2 separate regions of the Mus musculus genome follow, and region 2 is linked to region 1. Evidence: chromatin contacts called from ENCODE POLR2A ChIA-PET data. All regions are on one chromosome and are shown on one strand. Each heading gives the region's core, a stretch centred on a gene start or an enhancer-like site at or near the end of the contact. The rest is flanking DNA. Distances are from core to core; before and after follow the strand shown. Region 1 holds the start of Golm2 (golgi membrane protein 2). Region 2 holds the start of Spg11 (SPG11, spatacsin vesicle trafficking associated).

Region 1 (4,112 bases), core at 978-3,477:
AAAGACAGTTTTTAAGAAATCAACTCTGAAGCTGGGCAGTGGTGGCTCATATCCCATGGAGGACACACGCAGTCAGCATTTTCCACTGTTGGGGCTCATCTTGCTCACCTGGCTTAAAGAACTGGTCTTTGCCTTTATGTGGTTAATCCCTCACTCATAACTGGCTATATGGATGCACTTACACGCTCTTTCAGATTTCTAGATTAGACCTTAATAAGGGGATAGGTTGAGGAGGTAATTGTGTGTGTGTCTGTGTGTCTGTGTGTGTAATCTCCAGAAGGAGAGGAAAAGAGGCTTTCAAGTCTCAGCTCTGCAATCTCTAGCATATAACTCTAGAAAAGTTATGTGGCAACCTATAAATATAAACCTTTAAAGCCCTAATGGTCAAATAGGGCTTTAAAGCCCTTGTTAACAAAAAGTTTGTGCTTGTGTTTTGTAAGAGGTACATCTGTCAGAATCCTGTTTTAAAATACAACGTCCTTGGGAAGAATAACATTTTAGAAAGTTAATACCATTTAATGGATTTTTCAACTACTGACTGAGATAATACATTAGTAGGATAAATGGTTAAGATTTCCAGTTTGGGAGCCTGTGAGAGGGCTCAGTGGGAACGGGTACTTGCCAGGCTGGATAACCCACATGGGAGAAGGAAACCTGCTCTTGCAAGTTGTCTTCTGGCCTCCGCTCATGTGCCATGGCATGCATGCCCCACTCCAATAAGCAAATGTAATAATTACTTTAAATTCCTTTTTGACCTGGCTTCCTTTTGCCAAAGCTGCTTGGTTGATATCTGAGAGTGGAGATGACTTCTCAGAGCTCCTGAAGTCAGAGCTCAACTTTTGAAGACAAGAATTTTGTATGCAGCACACGCTGGCTTCCAGCTTCTGCCTCAACACCCCAAATGCTGTAATTGAAGAGAGTTAATCTTCAACTTTGATGTAAACCAGCTAGTAAATTCTGGTACGTTTATGTCGTTGTTGTTGTTTGTATAGTATAAAAAAGAGAAACATCCTTCTGTGAAGGTATTTTTTTTTTTTTGGAAGCAGATGAACTTTATTTTTGAAATGCACAGGACACATGGAACAATTTTTCACTGTTGTAAAATCTTCATGTCTCAGAACTATAGGCCGGTTTGAATAAACACTTAAGTTTGTGTTCTTGACCCGGAGTCTGAAAAATAACTACAAATCCATCCTCTGGTTACACAGGTGAAAACCAGTAACTTTTTATTGTTTGTTTAAACAACTACACAAGCAGCACGCAGAGGGAACGAGCAGGGGATTCTCTGTAGCACTGAACATGACGCTAAACGTAGAACAACACCTGCTACAAAGCAGAGAGAGGAACAGTATTACGAGTTCTGTTACTTGGCTTTAAGCCCAGTTCAGAAGATACAGGACTCTGACGTTTCCGCACATCTTTGTTTCCGGGCTTTCTCCTGTGTAAAGCGTTGTTGGGATAGGAGGGATGTAAAACTAGGCGTGCAGAAACAACTTGTAAGGGCTGCTATTGCTAATTCGGAATGTGTCAGCCGTCAGTAACGGCGCATTAGCTGCCATTCACCGAGGGCAGCTTCTGGGCTTTCTCCTCAGCTAAGTCGAGGGAAAAGCAGCAGAGCGTTTTAAAATAGGAGCACCGCATTTTGGAATTCTTCCTGTCCGTGACAGCAGTAACCTTGGAAACCAGGCTGCTAACACATCTCAATCGCAGAGCATCCTCAAGCTTAGCTTCTCTTGCTGTATTGTCTGGGCACCGCTATTCTGGGGGCTAATGTCAACTGTTTTTGTTTTTTTCCACCTCGGTGGCACAAACAACACCTAGCATAAAACCTTGCTAGACACCCATCAGGTCCCATCTTACCTAGAGCCTTCCCTACTTGGTGGCAGTCTCAGAATTGGTCCTGACAGAGGACACTCTGCCAAGGGGCCCGCTGATAGCAGGACCTCCCTAAACCTGGCCTCAGGGGACACCACCAGGTAACAGCACCACGCACACCCACCCAGGTACGCCGCGCGACCCCGACCCCGCGCCCCAGCCTCCAGAGAACCCTCGCGAGACAAGACCGCAAGGGGACGAGAAGAAGCCCACTATCTCGCGAGAAGAGGGGGCGTCGGCGGAAACGAGCTAATGCCCCCCTGGGCGCCCCGGCCCCAGCCGGTGGGCGTGGACCGAGGAAACCCGCCCCCTTCCGGCTCGCGTCCCCGCCCCCAGCCTTGAGGCATCGGGTCGCGAGTACCAGCGCCGGCTTCTCCCGCTTCCCTGCGGCGGGAGCCCGCTGGCCTTCGACTCTCGGAGGGGGCGCGGCGGGGGCGCAGAGGGGGCGGGGAGGACCCGCGACGCCCCGCCCCCCTCCGCGCTCTGGCGGCTCGGCCCGTCCCTTGGGGTCCGGGTCCCGAGGCCGCTGAGACAGCAGGCCGGCGCTGCCCGCAGGTGTCGGCGGCAGCGGCGGAGCCACCGGCCTCATGGTGGGTTTCGGGGCCAACCGGCGGGCCGGCCGCCTGCCGTCCTTCGTGCTGGTGGTGCTACTGGTAGTCATCGTCGTCCTTGCCTTCAACTACTGGAGCATCTCCTCCCGCCACGTTCTGCTTCAGGAGGAGGTGGCCGAGCTGCAGGGCCAGGTCCAGCGCACCGAGGTGGCCCGCGGGCGCTTGGAGAAGCGCAATTCGGACCTCTTGCTCTTGGTGGACACGCATAAGAAGCAGATCGACCAGAAGGAGGCCGATTACGGTCGCCTCAGCAGCCGGCTGCAGGCCAAGGAAGGCCTGGGGAAGAGATGCGAGGATGACAAGGTAAGGTCGAGCCCTTTCCTCGGCCCTCCTAGACTTTTTCTTTTCACTTCTGGGTGGGGTATTAATATTCGCCCGCCGGCGATTGCTGTATGCCGTCAGCGTGGTAGCCCTGGAAGCTCCCCAGACCCCCAGCAACCCTGTTTGTTGTCAGACTTTCCCGGTGTCAGCGCCACATTCTCTGTTCGCTTGCAGAGACTGTAAGTTCTGGTTCTCTAGAGTGGCCTATGTGTGGATACCACCTTTCCTCCAAGCTCAGCTGCTGAGCTGGCAGTGGTTATCATCTGGCCTGTGTGGCCGCCTTCGTTCCCGGCACACAGGCTGCCAGGTATATGTATGGGCATTGTCTCATCCACCTCCTGTGCAGACTGATCAATATTAATTTATTTCAGAATGCGGCCTTCTTCCCTTCTGGTGCTCAACATGTATTTGTCAACAGTATGGCTTTTTAGAAATCTCTATAAATTGATGTATTTTGCTAAGTAGATTTTTAAAAAATGAATTTTGTGTTGAAAGTGTTGTTATAGATGAGTCAGGAACCCGTATATGAGCCACACTTGTGACTTGAGTGCGGTTAATCCATTATCTTCTCAATTTGAATTGTTAATGAAATTAGCCGAAATGGTAGAATCTAAAAATAAGTTCTTAGGAACAGAATCTTATGTCTGTCGTTATAATTCTTGAAAGAAAATAAAATTGTGTGTGCTTAAATAGCTCTTAGGGCTGCTGCTTAATGCAGATAGAAAATACAAAATTTTAAATTTAAAAATCTTAAGTCTGGACTATGATCATGTCCTACTTAATAGGATCTGTTTTCACTATTTTATTGACAGTTTATAACTTAGGCAACTTCAGTTGGTATATCAGAATTCTGAAGACTTCTAGATAGGTACTATAGTAGATGACTTCTTTTCTACACTCTTAAATCTTTTAAGATTAAATTTCTTCTTTCTTTATCTAGTGTGTGTGTGCATGTGCATACACATGTGTGGAGATCCGAGATCTGGAGTCAAGTTCTTTCCATCCATCCTGTGGAGCTGACTTCTGTTTATCTGTCTTGGCAGCAAGTGCTTTTAGCTGCTGAGCCGACCCTTAAATTGAATTTCATTTGTGTGTGTATTCACCCTAATGCACATGTGGATGTCAGAGGATAGCAGTCAGATTTCTCCTTCTACCAAGCAGGTCCTGGGGATGGAACTCAAGTTCTATGAGATTTTTAATGAGCTTCCAACCTTCCTACCCTCATTGGCCTCTACTTTCTTACTTATCGAAAACTGAGCCTCTCAGTTGTTTTCTTGTTCCCTTTTCTTCTTTATACAGTATGCA
Region 2 (4,112 bases), core at 476-2,975, 250 kb after region 1:
AGCAATCACTTTCTTTAGTGGCTGAGACAAGAAGACTGAGTTTGGGGCCAGTCTGGGCTACAGAGAAAGACCTATCTTAAGATCAGTCAATATGGCCCAACTCTGAAAACACTAAAAGAGATGAGGCTACCACTCTGATAGTTTCAACTTCTTTTAAAAACTTTGCTTTTCTACAATAATAAGTTTATATTAAATGGGGTGGCTATGAGGTTCTTATTAGAAACACTGACAGTTCCCATTTCTGCCTTTATATACCAAGAACACACAGGCACTCCAACACACACCAGACATGAGAACAGTAGAAAGCTGGGATGGAAGTACGTGCTTATAATTCCAGCATTGGAGAGGAGGAGGTAAGAGGGTTGGGAACTCACAGGCATCCTTGGGTCCAGGCCAGCCTGAGCTCCATGAGACCGTATCACAAGGGGGTAAAAAGATGGGTTAAAATACTTGCTGACTCAGCAAACTCATCTTGTGTCTATAGAGCTGTTGAAGAGCCTGGAGACTCAAAGTGAGATACCTGTTGGCTATACAGTCTCATATAGATTGATCCTAAAATACTTACTTCCCTTTATTAAAAAGGTCAGCATATACTCAGGGGACTTCTAAACTTTATGATGTAAACTGTTTTATGAAAAGTGGAAAGCAATATAATATTGTAATTCTCTACCTTCTCAATCCATGGGAGCCTCATGTCTAAGAAACAGCGGACATGCCAGGTATGGAGTATACAAGCCTGTAATCTCAGCATTAGAAGGGGTAAAACAGGAGGATTGTGAATTGCAAGCCAATCTGGCTATATCTTGAGACTGTGATTTAAACATGGAAAACGTAGGGCTGGAATACCGTTCAGTGACCTCAGAGCACTTGTGTAAATGAATGGACAAGTTTAAAGAGGAGCAGGGGCTGGAGTGGGCGTGGTGGTGGCTGTGTTTGCAAGAAAACATTATTTTAGAGACAAAAAAAAATGCTTTAGAAATAAGCCTTATCTGGCATTTTAAAACAAAGTAGACTGTCTGGTAGTGCAGGCAGAGACAGGCCGATCTCTGTAGGCTCCAGGCTATATTTCGAGTTCTAGAATACCTAGGGATACATAGTGAAGAGGGGGAGGAGGAGGTAGAGAAAGATAGGCTTAGAACTCCTTTCAGTGACAATCTGTATTGAATTAAAGAAACAGGACCTGTGCTGAGACCCATCCAGGGTTTGCAGGGGCTATCAAGGAGTGAGACATCTTCTCTGTCCACCCAGGAAGTGAGCCGTGAGTTGCAACAAGGTGAGGATTTCACTTCGGGATGGGAAAGGTTCCGAGAGGCACGGGGCTCGATCCTGAGGAGGCTCCCCAGTGGTTCATCCTCTCCCACCAACCCAGGGGCCGGCGAGAGGCGAGCCCAGGACTCCCCTCCGGAGCGGCTCAGATTTCAGCCTCCTCCCACAGCCTGCAGCCGTCCCGCAGCACTTACTGCCTAAAGGGTCCTGGGAGGCAGCAGCTGCTCCCACCCCTGCTGCCCGGCGCCAAGGAAAGCACTTGGAGACTGCCCGCAGCCGTCAGGCTCCCCAGGGCCTCCAGCTCTCGGTGCAGCTGCGCCCGCGGTCCCAGCTGCGCCGTCTCCTCAGCTGGGATCCGCACCAGCAGCATGGGCAGGACCCGCTCCATGGCCCCGGCACAGCCGGGGGAGGCAGCACTTCCGGGCCCTGGCTGGGCAGCCATCTTGGCCTGGGCGGTCCTTCCGGTAGAGGCGCCCGAATGCGTCACGGACCTGCGCAGTGATTCGGACCTTGTGACTCTCACGAGAGAGGCGGTCCTGCGCCCGGCATTTGCTCAGCTTGGGGTGGAGGCGGCTCTAAACGGAATCCTGCAAAAACCACGCCTGCCCCTCCCTGCTCAGCTCAATTCAATAATACGCCAGGGCCTTTCAGCTGCTTGTGCTGTCCTTGCTACCAAAGATTTCTAAGGCAGGTGCTTCTTACTCCATTGAAACCCTGTTGCTGGCTCCTCTTCACTTTTTGTGCTGCTCGGTTAACAGGCATCTGGTAGTGCGCTTTTCTTGGTAGCAAGTACTCTTTTAAAGTCTAGAACTAATAAAGAACCCTCTACCATTTTAAAAAAAAAAAAAAAAAGCAGGGCTTCACAACAGACCCCCTCCCCCCATCCCCGGCTTCGAGAAATCGGCCCCTCTACGGAGTGGTATGGAGTTTTGGAAAGCAACTATCTCCATCAGATGCCTGGGATCCCAGAGTTTGAAAAATCAATCTGACTCATTTCCCCCATCAGGAAGTTTTGAAGAGCAGTTTACCAAAAATAAAATAAAATAAAATAAAATAAATTCTACAAGCCCTTCCTCCTCCTGACTGCAAAAACTAATTTTCAGACCCTTCGAGATGAATTTTCTTGTACCCGTGGGTACCCAGTCTCAGGATTTGGGAGTGTAAACTTCTCAGACCAATAGATCTCCTTTTGAGGTCAAACAATCTATTCTTTGTGGTCCTCCACCAAGGACTCTGTTACAAACATGAAGGTTAACATGGAGATTGAAGTCAAACGATATCCTTTGTAACAGATGGATGCATACAGAGTAGAGATGGTGAAATAGTTCACCTTTCAATTTCTTCTGTTTTTCTCAGGAAAGTACAATCTGATACAGAAGAGAAGAGGTAGAGAGCTATTGAAAAGGCATTTGGTCAAGCTATTTATTTGATAAAGGTTCTCTAGTGGCCTTAGACACCTGATCCTCCTTCACCAGCTTTTCAGGTTCTAGGAATACAGGATTATGCCTCCATGCCTACTTAACAGTGTCTTTCTAACACAGCCACTTCTACAAACTGAACATTTTGACTTAATGGCAACCTGCTAACATGCCTTCCTGGCTCAGTCTAAAGTCTAAAGCCCCTCTCTATTCCAGTCACTCTCAAATCATAGTATTTATGACTAATTAACATTTTATGTCAATTCCTGACCAAACTCTATGTAAGCCTGGAAATAGCAGAGACCTGTGCACCACTGTTATCTTCCTGCCTGAATCCCAGCCTGGCTCATAAAAGGTACTTTAGTATTTCTTGATGAATGCAGGACTTCATTTGACAAAATGCTGCCATGTTCTTCTCTTTCTTTCTTTCTTTCTTTCTTTCTTTCTTTCTTTCTTTCTTTCTTTCTTTCTTTCTTTCTTTCTTTCTTTCTTTCTTTTAAATTTACTTTATTTATGAGTACACTGTAGCTGTCTTCAGACACACCAGAAAAGGGCATGGGATCTCATTAAAGGTGGTTGTGAGCCACCATGTGGTTGCTGGGAATTAAACTCAGGACCTCTGGAAGAGCATTGAGTGCCCTTAACCACTGAGCCATCTCTCCAGTCCCCATGTTATTTTCTTATGTCAAGGAAGATGCTTATATCCAAATCTCTCAGCCTTAGCTGAACTGTTTGGTTTACATAAAGTCTGGCAACACGGAAGCAACATCCCAGATTAGACTTTTATTAAATACAAGGCCTTTCCCCTTATTAGGAAGGATATTCTTGACATATTCAAAAAAATGTCCTTCGTTGTAATTCCAAACTTACAAACAAGTTTCAACATATCATTTGATATTTCTTTAATCATACCTAAAGTAGTCATGCCTTAATTTTAGGCAAGTCACCTAGATTTTAAGAAAGGATATGACAATGTGGCAGGGTCCTCCAACATAACAAAGTATAGGAAATGGCCTCAACTGTCACTGTAGACAGGTGATGGAGTTCCGTTTCTGATATTTCAGCTTCTCACATTAACTAATACATCAGTAGATACAGGCAAGCCTACAAAGAACAAGAGTTAACTGCAAACACAATTCCATTTTACAAGTATTTATGGTTTAATTCATGCTTGGCTCATTCTAACAGTGGGTAAGTTCTAAGGACAGAGATGTTCTCTTATTTCTCTTATAGCCTGAAATAGTCTCTCAACTGTTGTTTGAATGAACTAGTTATTCAACTTTTCAGACTATGGCTCTGAAATAGCACCTACAAGTGACCAAACACTGAGAATAAATACAAAGTTGTGGCTAAACAGACCACAGGGCCCTAATGAGTCCAGACTGGGTTACTCAGTAAATGCCTGAGTATCTAGAGCAACTTTTAGAT

The links. ChIA-PET counts read pairs that join two places held with the same protein, here RNA polymerase II (POLR2A).
Region 2: POLR2A ChIA-PET joins it to region 1 with 14 read pairs in embryonic stem cell. The contact joins the promoter of Spg11 here to the promoter of Golm2 in region 1. POLR2A ChIA-PET finds 5 or more read pairs at or near these places in 3 of 5 experiments (Patski and embryonic stem cell).

The regions. Positions count from the first base shown.
Region 1 is chr2:121,864,743-121,868,854 of GRCm38, forward strand. It overlaps Golm2 (golgi membrane protein 2), which reads left to right and starts at 2,228. Exons shown (of 10, transcript NM_001205369.1): 1 at 2,228-2,789. The coding sequence starts at 2,463.
Region 2 is chr2:122,116,661-122,120,772 of GRCm38, forward strand. It overlaps Spg11 (SPG11, spatacsin vesicle trafficking associated), which reads right to left and starts at 1,726. Exons shown (of 40, transcript NM_145531.2): 1 at 1,461-1,726. The coding sequence starts at 1,708. Patl2 (protein associated with topoisomerase II homolog 2 (yeast)) reads right to left here. Exons shown (of 18, transcript NM_026251.2): 18 at 3,448-3,788.